3 separate regions of the Homo sapiens genome follow, and all the other regions are linked to region 3. A link is a loop called in an ENCODE intact Hi-C map of the cell type or tissue named here. Cell type or tissue: CD14-positive monocyte. All regions are shown on one strand.

Region 1 (4,000 bases), 62 kb after region 3:
TCTCACTCCCACCCAGGCACAGGGCTTCCACACTACCCTAGTTTTACATCCCAGGAGCACTTGTTCAAGAGTTCTAAGCTCGTGCCGTGTCTGTCCCAAAACAGTGAGAGTGAGAGGGAGGAGAAATGAAGTCTAAGAAGCAACAGCTTTTATTTCATCCTTCTACAGCAGCCTGGATACCTTTTGCTTTAGGCTAAGACCTTTCCAGATACACATACTTGACAGTTAAAAAGAGTTTCTGTCTCCCCAGGGGTTCCTCATAGCTCTCTCTACCTCTCAGTGTTTTTCTCTATAGTTCCCTAGAGCTGCTAAGTCAGCTATTTCAGCATCTTCTTTGGAATTCCACTTGACTTTTCCTTCTTACAGGCTACATGCTGTCTTTCCCCATCTGCCTTCCTTTAAAACATAGGTATCCCTGGGATGGCAGCACGCTGAGTGCCGCTGTCAGCAGGTGCACTGGGTCAGCTCTCCTTATGAACTGGAAGAGGGATGAGTGCCTAGGGTAAATGGAAGGAGAACTGACCAGAAGTTAGGATGGGGCTTGTGTCTCATTCAGTCCCAGACTTGCTGGGTGGCTTTAGACAAGTCGCTTCACTTCCCTAAGCCTCAATATTCTCTTCTGAAAAGTCAAGTGAATAATAACACCCACCTCATTGGGCTGATGAAAGATTCAGATGAGAAATTGGATGTGAAAGGACTTTGAAACTGTAACATGAGGTGATTTTATTGATCATCTGGAGGCAGGGAAAGAAGCCTTGGGGTAGGTGAAAATTCACTTTGCCAACCTCAAAATTGCACTAAGTGTTGGCCCTGTTAAAAAAGCCTGATGCAACTGAACATTCCCTTAATATAGAGAATGACGAATCTGTATTTGTTGCCAGAGTTGTCACATTCTTCCAAGAGTGCAGACTTTTATGGGCCCCTGGAAGCTCCGCCGGGGTCTATTTCTGAGGATGGGAACATTGTGCTTCGTTGGCAGGCTTCTTAAACCAAGGCCTCTTGTGGTCATTGAAGAATCTGGGTCTGCCTTTTCAATGTTGGGGTCAAGGTATTAGATCCAGTCAGCCAATGTTCGCTGATTTGGATTCACAGCTTCTGCTAAACTTGGTGCATTTTGCTTCTTTGTTTGATGGGGGTCTTTTTCTAGTCTTGTTAGATGACTGAGAAGTGGGAAAATAGAATGGAGCTGGTCCAAATCAAAGACAAGTAGCAGAGGTGGAAATGAATAAGAATAATGTGTTCTCTGGGAATTTATACAAGGACAAGGCTAATGAGACTTTGTTTTCAATTACTTAAAATGTAGTTTGTCATTGAAAAGATGATGTAATGTCTTTAAAACAGAAAACAAGCCAGAATCCCACACCATATCCAACTATTTGTATTTTTGCACATTCTTATCTATTTCTTGTCTTTTCATCATGCATGCATAATGTATATTTCATTTTATGGCCTGAATTTTTTTCACTTAACATTACATAATAAGCATTTTCCTTTTAAAGTTTGCATTTTCATGACTAGCTAATATAATTTTTGATGCTGTTTTATAATTAATAATGCCATTCCCTTACTTGAGACCTTGGAGTTGTCTTTAACTTTTTGTTTATTTGCTTGCTTTTTTGCTATTGTAGTGTCATGAACATCTTTGTACATTTTGCTTTTTGCTGTTATTGAGTTATTACCTTTGCATAAATTCCAAAATTCCTAACAGTGACATGGCTGGGAAATTATGTCTAGGCATCTTTATGACTCTTGTATTCTATTTTCAAAAAACAAAAAAAAAACATCTTTCAAGCATTCACTGTTTGCTCAAAGATTTTTCTACTTTAATATGTAAGTGTTTCAAATTTGTTTTCTTTTGTACTTTACTGTTTAACAGCAAAGTTTAATGCTTTCCATGTGTTTTGGGTTTCTTTAAATCATATTATTAAAATTAAAAAATATTCTGCCATATGTTTTCAGAATTTTTTGAAAACACCCAAGAAAATATCCCAAAAAATATTTCCTAAGGAGTTCACATTTCCAAATTAATCAGCTATAAGTGCTTTGTGGCCACAAAGCAAACAGAAGTGTCAAGCTAATTTGTCTTTCATTTATCTCATTAAGTGACTCTCATGTGTAATTCAAGTCCTGTCAGCAGTGTTTTAAGGAATATTGAAAAAAGACAGGGACATTACCCCCCAAAAGTTTCCATTCCAGTAAAGTTATTATCATATGACTGACCAGCCTTCAAAAATTGCTCAGTGTTGTAAGAAAAGGACAGAATAAGAGCTATGGGATTCAGAGAATGGGGAGATTATTTCCAGCTTGAGTGACAGAATGTGAAGAGTCAGAGAAGGCTTATTGGAGGAAATTGTATCTGAGCTGAATGAATAGGATGTGAGGTAGGGCCTATCTTAGGGTAGCAGAGGGAAGTGAGCTGGTGAGAATCTTTTGCCCATCTTATGTGAGGGAGCTCTTGACATTTTAACTGTCTTCTAAATTGTAGCCACTCCTTTCCAGATTGGGAAATGGAGTGAGGCAGCGATGACCAATTCATGGTCACATGAAAGGGACAGTTCACATGAAAGGGACAGGTTTCCACATAATGCGGCTTAAAAAAAAAAAAAACTTGAAGAAAACAAAAAGGGGCCAGTTTCAACTGACTCCATATAGGTCTTTCAACTTTCCATTTTGAAAGACCTATAATTCGCAATGAAGTTTATTACCTTCCAATCCCTTCTATAACTTGGCAGACAAAGAAATCGAGGTATTATTTGTTGCCCTGGAATAGACACATAAGGCTACTTGCTACTGGATGCGAATAGTCCAGAACCCTGGCTGTTCTGTTCCTGCTGATTGATGGTTCAGGAGGCTGAAAGGATCAAGATCTGGGCACTCTTAGGACCCACTGGGCAAACACTACATGGAAAGTTCTGCAGGTAGGTAAAGATGATTAATAAAAACAGTTTCCAGACCTAATCAGCGTGATATATAATAAATGAATTGGGCATTGAGACTGGTAAAGAAAAAAAATTATTATGGCCCTTGATTGGTCCTACCGTCACCACGCTGTCTACCATAAGATAGAGAATTTTTAGTGTTACACAGAAAATAACATAATACAACTCTGAAATTTTGATCATTTGTGTGATCAGATAAGTTGTGTTTTGCATTATCATTCAAAGAGCAAAAGCCTTCACTAGCACTCTTTTTTCCACCTACAACAGAAGTTGTCTCAACAATAGCTTAGACATCGATTAGAATAATAGGTTTGAAGGTACCTTAGGCGCTTCTAATCCACTCTTTTTCCCAGTGAAAGAATCCTTTCCATAGTTTTTCTGATAAGCCACTGGCACCCACTAACAACCCAAGCCTGAAAAGCATCCAAAGACCGGATATTTACCTATGAAACATGTTATGGACCAGTTGATGATAATAATGTTTTGCACTTACCTGATGATGTCATTTCAGTAGGTTCAAAACAAGGGATCAAATAATACTCCCATGCCAAGCAGGCAGAAAGGTAGCAAATAGATTTCTTAGAATCCTCATTTCACAAATAGAGCAATTTAGTTTACGTATTTGCTGATTTATTTAACCCCTATCTCGTTTCAGAATTGTTTCAAGTAGACAGGGTACTTTGGTTTCTGGATTCAATAGCGGTTGAAAGGTTAGAAAACAGTTTAAAAGAAGGGAAGCTCTTTGCATAATAGAGAAAAATAGATTTGCATGAATATATTTTGTAAAAGTTGCACAATTGGGTGCAATGCTTCTGTAGAAAAATTCCTGAAAACATTCAGTGCACCACTGTACTTATTATATTAAAAATTCTAGCAGCTGTGCTTTTCTTCTAAATTAAGGAAATAAAGGAGTATCATGAGCTAATGCCACATCAAAGTGGCATGTTTCAACACTTCAACATCATGTGTTGCCAGAGTCAAGTTTTCCAGGAGCCCTGGCTCACCCCTCTGTTCCTGGAGGCAGATGTTGGAGTGGTCACTCCAGGGCAGCGGCAGTCAGA
Region 2 (4,000 bases), 150 kb after region 3:
CCACAAGGTTGCCACCTGGGGAGACTACAGGGTTGGCTCATTTCTCTGTTCCACAAAACTTTCTATAGTTCCTGCTCCAAAGCACATTAGAGAAACCATCACACCCTGTACATACTCAACATATTATCATTGATAATAAAGAGTAAAGCACTCCACTAGGTGCTGGGAGACTTATTTTAGTTCTGGCTTCATCTCAAAAGAGCTCTGTGAACTTGGGCTAGCTGCCTACTTTTTCCAGGCCTCAATTTTCTAGTTTCGGGATAAGAAAATCAGATAAGATTTCTTCTGGGAAAATTTCAGTTCCAAAACTGTATTAGGAATTTAATTCTATGATTTTCTGACCTAGGGCATGGGTTCAAGACAAAAGAGAAGAGGAAAAACCTGTAAAAATGACTAAGGAGCTAGGACATAATAACTGTCCATCTCATTTCCAAGAATGTGATATTGACCTGGTTTTCACATGATCCCCTAGAAGCCAAAATCAAAGTAGACCAGATCTAGCTCCCTTCTCTGTGACCAAGGGAAGATTCCCATATAAGCCTTTATCATCAATACCTAAATCTATGATTTATAAATATTCCTCTAGTCCTGTCAATAGATGTGTACTGTGTGCGGCATATAATTTTGTCTATCCATTTTGCTGACCAAAGACTTACATATAAGTTGAGAGTGGGGGTATATTCTGTGGTCATAGATCCTATTTGCATCCATTGAGGTCAGTAGCCATGCCCATAGCCCCCAGATATCATTGGTAAGTGCTAATTTGCTGTGGTAAATTTCTTCCTATAATTGAACAAATAAATAAGTCCAAATTTAAACTCTTCAACTTCTAAATGTGATCAACCATGGTATGAGCCACCTTGGAAGGTGGAGAGTTCCTTGCCCTGAGATACCTAAGAAAAATCTGGATAGACACTTTGGTAGGGGCATTATATGTTGGAGATTCAGATATGGAGTAATCCAAAAATTTTATGATTCTTTGGTTCCATTTACTCTTACCAGGCCCACTCTGGGAATGTGAGTAATGAGTTTTATTTTTGGATATATTAAAAAACAACAAAAACAACAAGTTGTCCTACCCTTTTGGGGAAGAGAGAGAAGCCCGCTGTGCACATGGGCTAATTGAGTCTTTTAATACTAAAGACACTAATATTCCAGGATTCTGAGCCATGGGGTTCTGCATAATGCAATTTAATTAAATATAGATGGCAGCACTGGGGAAAAAAATGTGTAATAGAGGTAACTGACATGCCCAAACCTGGACCTGGCAAACAGGAGGGGCCAAGATCACCTTACTGGTATTTGCTGTGGTACCTGACAATTACCTGCTGGCTCTCTTCTCCTTGGGTCCTCTGCGAATCTGTGAACCCTGCTTATTTTGTGCTCAATTCAGTGCCCACGGCTCAACGGATTGTTCTATGACTAGTCCAGTCCTTCTCTTGGCATGCTGCCTACTCCATGTCAGAAGTTAAAAGGTTGCACTTCCTTAAAATGCAGTATTTTCCAACAGAACCTGCATCAATCAACCAATTAGTATAACTACGCATGCACTGCTCACGGCTCCATGCTGGCTAATGATCACTGGCTTTGTCTTATGCAAGGCTGGTCTTTCCTCGATCCAGCTAAGAAATAACCACTTGAAAGGAAGTGCATGGGGAGATTTCAAACACAACAGGAAGAACATCGTGTCAAATTGCCATAGTCGTACAAAAGGCAGCATTTGCAGCATCTGTCCATACCTGGTAAGAGTGATGGGTCTCAGTTTGAACGCTGGGGTGTGGAGGGTGACTCAGGAATAAAAGAATGGCCTGGTGAAGGAGTGACTGAAGAGGCTTTCTGCCCTAACTCTCACTTCTTGGGCTCCTTAGCAGGCTCTGTAACTACCTCATTTTCCTGATTTCTATGACTTACCCTGGGTCCGTGCTGATTTGCTGCCTGGATGAAGGAGTAGCACAGACCAACATCGGTAGGCGTGAGAGTTGGGTCTGTGCACATAAAGAAGGGTTCAGAATCTGTACAGGACTCACCCTGGCTTCCGGCAGAACCTAAGACGAGGGAGAGAGGCCCATCCCTGGTGTACCTGAAAGGCCAGGTCCGTGCTTGTTAATTAATGCAAGGCACAGTGCTAAGGCCTGGCTTGCCCCGCTGTTCTCTCTCAGGAGCCACAAATGGGTGATAATACCACTAGTTAGAGAGCAGGGCTCACGTCTCTGCTCCTGCCCGCTCCTGTCTGGGTTTGCTATGACCGTCTCTGTTGGAAGAAAACTATTTGGCTCTAAACTAAAGTAAGTCTTATTAACCATCATCCTTTCAAAGAACACGATTGTATTGTTCTCTTTCTACCCTCTCTCCTCTTGCTTTGTCTTTCTTTTGGTTGTTTCGTCTCTGGTACTTGTTTAAGTGGGGGATTTAAATGTTTGGCGTGGTCACTACAGAAGCCCAGACGTAAGATCTTTGAAGCGGTTGGTGAAAAAAGGGAAGTGATACTATTGGGTGAGGGGTGACATCAAAGAGAAGCCTATGTTCTGTTCCCTACGGCGTGGCTGGGATTTTTTACTCCAAGAAAAGAATTAAACAACAACGCTTTCCAGGAAAAGAGTGACTTTCCTTTTTTTGCCCCTCCCATCTTCTTTTCCTGATCCATTCAGACATACAAGCAATTTTGTTTTAAGGAGAAGCCTAATGCAATTGAGCACTAATACTATAATTATAATTAATGAAAATAATAATATTCGAATATCTTATACCCTTTCTGTTTATCTTTGAACAACACAGTAGTAGTTACAAATGACAAATATGAATATTATCCCAGTTTTTCATGGAGGAAACCAGGGCCAGAAAGTCAAATGCCTTGCCAGGGTCATACATCTGATATTTACCATCAAAATATAGTCTCCAGTTTTTCGACTTTAGGCTCAGCATGTTTTTATCTACACCTTGCTGCCTCTTCCCACATAATCTTTTAAGATTAAGTCTTCAGATTCCAGAGTTGGGGCCATGGAGTTACTAAAAGGCCTAAGAAAAATGGGGCTTTGAAAAGGTCATATTCTCATCCTTCTTACTCTGCACTGTGCTTGAGTATTAAAAGGCTGCTTTGAAAATTCACTGGCCCATGATTACTTGACTAATGCCAGTAATAAAATGCATATATCAAAACCACACACTTTTATTTGATTTTTCTCAGCCCATTACTTGTCTTAGCTGAGTGGCCAGCTATGTGTAAGCCTGAATGGTAGGAAGGTTTTCTGGAAGCAATGACCAGTTATGAAGTTTCTGTTGAGATCCAGGGAGCAACTTTAGGTAAGCATATTTTTGTTATCATTCAGAGGGACAAGAGATAGACCTTACATCCAGTTCATCAGTGCCAGAAGGGAGCTTTGCCAACAGGGTCTCCTCTTTGATCACCACCTGGATCTCCTCTGGAATCCTGGGAAGGAAAGTGATGGATGTTGATCAGAATGCTGCTGTGGGCAGGGTTTTGAAGAAAACTAACCAATTGAGTGTGTCTGGCTGTGGGAGAAATTTTCCAATTCCTGCAAATAAGGCCAAAATTATGGGACCATTTCTCTCCTCTTTCCTCCTCTTGATCATTATCAGCATCATAAAATCAACCATAGGTGTGACTCTAGAGAGATGGAAGTACGGCGAAGAAGGAACACTCAGCCAAGGGGCGTGGAGTCCTGGTTCTCTCCAGGCTCTTTGTGGTCTTGGACAACAATTTGACTTTGTGCTCTTTAATGTTCCCATTTATTAAATGATGAGTTGGACGATACTGCCTTTGACACTTCCAGGCCTGATATTCTCCAATTCCTATCTACCTTGTCTCTCTCCCATAATTAACTTTATAATTACAAGTGCCTATAATACATTATTTTGAGTTTTCTACAGAGAAAAAAAAAATGCAAGGCAGATTAAGAAGTAAATTAACAATAAGTATTAACAAATAATTTCTAGTTTGAATATTTGTCTTCTTTTATATTTATTTATTTATTTATTTGAG
Region 3 (4,000 bases):
CCGCCCCACAGAAGCTGTTCAACAGAGGCTCTGGAAGGGAGGCCAAAGGGGAAGAGTCAAGTTAAGAGTGGCTGCAGATTGGAGAAATCTCCCCTTTGGTTTTCCACACTCCTAAGAGTCTGAGAGTCTAGAATTCCTTTCTCTAAAGAGGAAAGATACTAGAAAAGCCAGGGGAGACAGAATGACAAGAGGCAGGATGCAAAAACCTTGGGCAGCCTCTCTTCTCTCCTCTCATAATCGGGAGAATGATGGGATTCTGCACTCAGGGAAATGAAAGGGCAATAAACTTCCAAGGCAATGAAAGGCGCTGTCTCTAGTCCTGTATTCAGGCAACATGTGGAAGTCCTTGCTTTCAGACAGATTGTGGGGATTTTTTTTAAACACAAAAGCTTCTGTGGCTGAAGTGATGTGATCCAGATTGTGCAGCTGGAATTGCTCAACTTCAGGTGGCCCTGGGTTGGAGGACTACACCGCATGACTTGGTGTGTGCGGCATTGGCACGGTGTGGCGTGGGGTTTGTGGTGCTGGAATGGTGCAAAATTTCTCTTGAAATGTGTGCTGCTGCTTTGAGAGACCAATGGGATCATTAGAGAATGTCCACTGTTTATTAAAATGAACTCCATGGAGTACTAATCTCATAAGATCCGTGTTCTAGGGCCAAGTAAAGAGGAATGTTGTGTATCCATATTTCCTCCCTGTAGATTTACATTCAAAGGCTCTGAGAAGGGCTGTAGCAAAGCAACCTGTTTCATTTGGAATAATCCTGCTTTTTTTTTTTTTTTTTTTTTTGAGACGGAGTCTCGCTCTGTCACCAGGCTGGAGTGCAGTGGCATGATCTTGGCTAACTGCAACCTCCGCTTCCCAGGTTCAAGCAATTCTCATGCCTCAGCCTCCCGAGTAGCTGGGACTATAGGTGTGCCCCACCACACCCAGCTAATTTTTTTGTATTTTTAGTAGAGACGGGGGTTTCACCATGTTGGCCAGGATGCTCTCGATTTCTTGACCTCGTGATCCACCTGCCTCTGCCTCCCAAAGTGCTGGGATTACAGGCATGACCCACCGCACCTGGCCAATCCTTCTTTTTAAAAACTTATTTGATGGTGGTGTCAATTTTTACCTAAAACTACTGTCATCCTGGGAACTGATGCTCCGTGGTGAACACTGTGGTAACACTTTTGGGCAATTCCAAGGATGACACATAGACTCACAAAATGTTAGAACTGAAAGCAACACAGAATTTAATGCCATTCCCCCACTTTTTGAATAAACTAAGCAGAGGCCTGCAAGGGTTATACCAAAGTAATGACCAACAACCATTAACTCTGACCTGCAAGAACTTGAAATTTTAAAATGTCAACAAATGACTGTGTAACATTAGGTCATGGATTATGATGTAATATTATATTATACATAAGGTTAGACAGCAGTTACAAGAATACTGGACTTAGAATCAATAAAGCTGGGGTCTAATCGGAGGCCTCTGGCTCTGTCACTGTCACTGCTTAGGTCCATCTTTCTACTTTTGTTAGTGTTGTGTGCCCCCATCTCTAAAATGGGAAGAATAATGCTTGTGTGGCTGATCTCAAAAGTTCCGGTAAGAATCAAGACAGAACGAATGTGAAAGTGGTTTATAAATTGCACTGTGATATGTAGGAATCTTCCTTCCTCCTAACATATTGATGTTACAGCAGCATCAGGAGGATGTGAGTATTTTCCATTGCTTTTCTCATTGTGAGGGTAGTTTGCATGAATCTGCCACAGACTCCATCTTTCAACCACTTTCACTGTTTAGTGAGGTGACTGGTTACCTCAGCGAGCCCTCAGCAAATCTAGTTACCCCCTTGAGTGGAATGCTGGATCTGTGATCTTACACACACCTGACTAGCAAGGGAAAGCAGAAAGTTATGAGCAAGGTGAAAGTCTCAGCAGATTTTTGGACATTTGACTTCTAGTACTCACAGACACCTATGAAAAAAACAAAGGCTTCCGAATTTTGTGTTGTTAGGACTCAAAAAGAAGAAGAAAAAGAAGAAGAATTCAATAACAGTCATCACCAAAAGACAGAAAGAGAGGAAGACAGAATGTCTGCATTGAGAAAATCTTGGTATCTTATCTCTGGGATGTTATTGATGATCTGAGTATAGTGCAAAATCTTAAGTGAAATGAATTGGTGGTTTCAGTTCCGGATATGGTATGCAAAGAAAAAAAAAATTTGCTCTTTGAAATTCAACGCTTCCTCGTCTGTGCTTCAGGAAGCCACACGCCTGATGTTGAGCGTGGAAACTGACTCATTTCTAGCCCTTTGAGATTAGCCTCTCTAGCCCCCAGACTGTGGGCAGGATCTGGGCCCTAATGGGAAACTAGAATTGGGTCTGTCCAAACCTGGAGGAGAATCAGACACAACCTCATCGGATGCACATCTCTTTTAGGGTACTCAGCCTCCCAGAAGTTTCTGTAGGCAGAGGACCTTCTATACAAACTATCTCCAAAGCTTTTCAACTTGTAATTGGCAGTAGGTAGGTTGCCTGAAGTGGCAAAAAGCAAAAATACAAATACAGTGCTTACCAAGCACTTATCTTCAGAGTCGTGTTAAAGTAAGCTGGCCAACTGCCCCCCACTCCTCCCTTGGTGGAACAACACGTCTCTGACACTTTCAATTTAAAGACTCACATGTGTTTTCTCACCAACAAGCCCTAGGGAGTAACGAAACTTTCTTCTCCTTGACTCTCCCAGCAATCTGTTGATTTGGTGTCAACAGGTATTACAGGTATCTGTGTGTCACTTAGGCATTACATTTATTTAGAAAAGAAAAGTATGTTAGAGACTGGATGTCTCCCCCTGCCCCATTAAACTGACACAGGGAACCCCAGGATGACAGGGAGTTCAGATCTTCTAGAAGTGACCACTCCAAGCTTCAAGCTTGACCCTTTAGACCTTAAATCAGTGGTTTCCAAACTTTTTGCATACCCTCCCAGTAAGAGAAATAAACACTTGAAATGGCTTTTTTGCTTAATTCTGATGGACACATTAAAAAAACAAAGCGTTTGTCTAGAGGTAGTGAGAAGAATGCTGATTTAAATGAGAAGACAATGAGAGGCAAAGTGATGTTGGGGGCGGGGTGGGGAGAACAACTCGAGACTTGGCCTAGGGTCAGAAGATCTGAGTTTACTAACTTAATCTCACTAAGCCTCACTTTCCTCATCTGTAAAGTGTGAATGCTAATTACAAAATGAGATCACATATGTGAAAGCGTTTGCCTTATAAATGGTAAGGGATATGCAAAGGTTCATAGCTATTACTATGTATAAGCTTTTAAATATTAATGATTAATTTGTGTTAGAAATGAAATTTCAGACTTCATCATAGAATAAGGTTTAATCTTTCCGATTTTCTTATCTGCAAAGTTTTTATAAAACATAGTTGTCCGCATTATTGATTTATTTGCATGCCACTTACTTTAAAAAAGGATTTGAAGTAACATATACTGTTAGTCACAGAAATTACAGGATCATTAAAACACAGATGAAAGATTAAGACCTTGTCATGAAAGGACAGCTCGAAGAAAAAAACACAGAATAAGAATAATTTTAATCAAGCATATGATGTGATTTTGAGCTTCCCAGCAGCTTAGACAAGAAAGGAACATGCATTGCATTTCACAGCCCTCTTCCTCTAGTAAAGGAAGAATAGCTATGGATCAAGGGGGACCCAGCCCTTTCTAGCCCTAAACTCCACAAGAAATGTATCATGTGCAACCTTATATAAGAAATATCAAAAATAAATTGGGTGGTATCTTCAAACCGAAATGTAGCAAAGATACTATTCAATCTGACCACTAGGCGAGATTTTCCTTTGTGAATCAGTGCTTGCCTTCCCAGAACTAAACAAACAGCAAGATGATTAATATAAGGAGCAGGCTGCCTTAAAAAAAAAAAAAAAAAAAAAAAAAAAAAAAAAAAAAAACGAAAACAAAAAAACAGAGAGAGAGAGAGAAAGAAAA

The links. Peaks named below come from ENCODE experiments on the same cell type or tissue, not always from the same donor. Only the 100,000 strongest peaks of a DNase experiment are listed, where the experiment ranks them.
Region 1: it touches region 3 in a loop (2.2-fold over the local background); 4 of 110 quality-filtered maps call a loop at or near these places.
Region 2: it touches region 3 in a loop (3-fold over the local background); 12 of 110 quality-filtered maps call a loop at or near these places.

The regions. Positions count from the first base shown.
Region 1 is chr3:187,855,210-187,859,209 of GRCh38, reverse strand. All of the region lies in intron 2 of LOC105374264 (a long non-coding RNA gene), which reads left to right. Among named protein-coding and RNA genes, the nearest start is that of BCL6, 110 kb to the right of the region's middle. In CD14-positive monocyte, no CTCF peak of the experiment used is centred here; a DNase peak (open chromatin) is centred at 2,489; H3K27ac peaks cover 439 bases.
Region 2 is chr3:187,771,889-187,775,888 of GRCh38, reverse strand. No RefSeq gene overlaps it. Among named protein-coding and RNA genes, the nearest start is that of BCL6, 28 kb to the right of the region's middle. In CD14-positive monocyte, no CTCF peak of the experiment used is centred here; DNase peaks (open chromatin) are centred at 1,538 and 2,478; H3K4me3 peaks cover 2,560 bases; H3K27ac peaks cover 2,542 bases.
Region 3 is chr3:187,917,493-187,921,492 of GRCh38, reverse strand. No RefSeq gene overlaps it. Among named protein-coding and RNA genes, the nearest start is that of LINC01991, 57 kb to the left of the region's middle. RefSeq lists an enhancer at 2,056-2,235. In CD14-positive monocyte, no CTCF peak of the experiment used is centred here; DNase peaks (open chromatin) are centred at 1,182, 1,652 and 2,272; H3K4me3 peaks cover 1,799 bases; H3K27ac peaks cover 2,924 bases.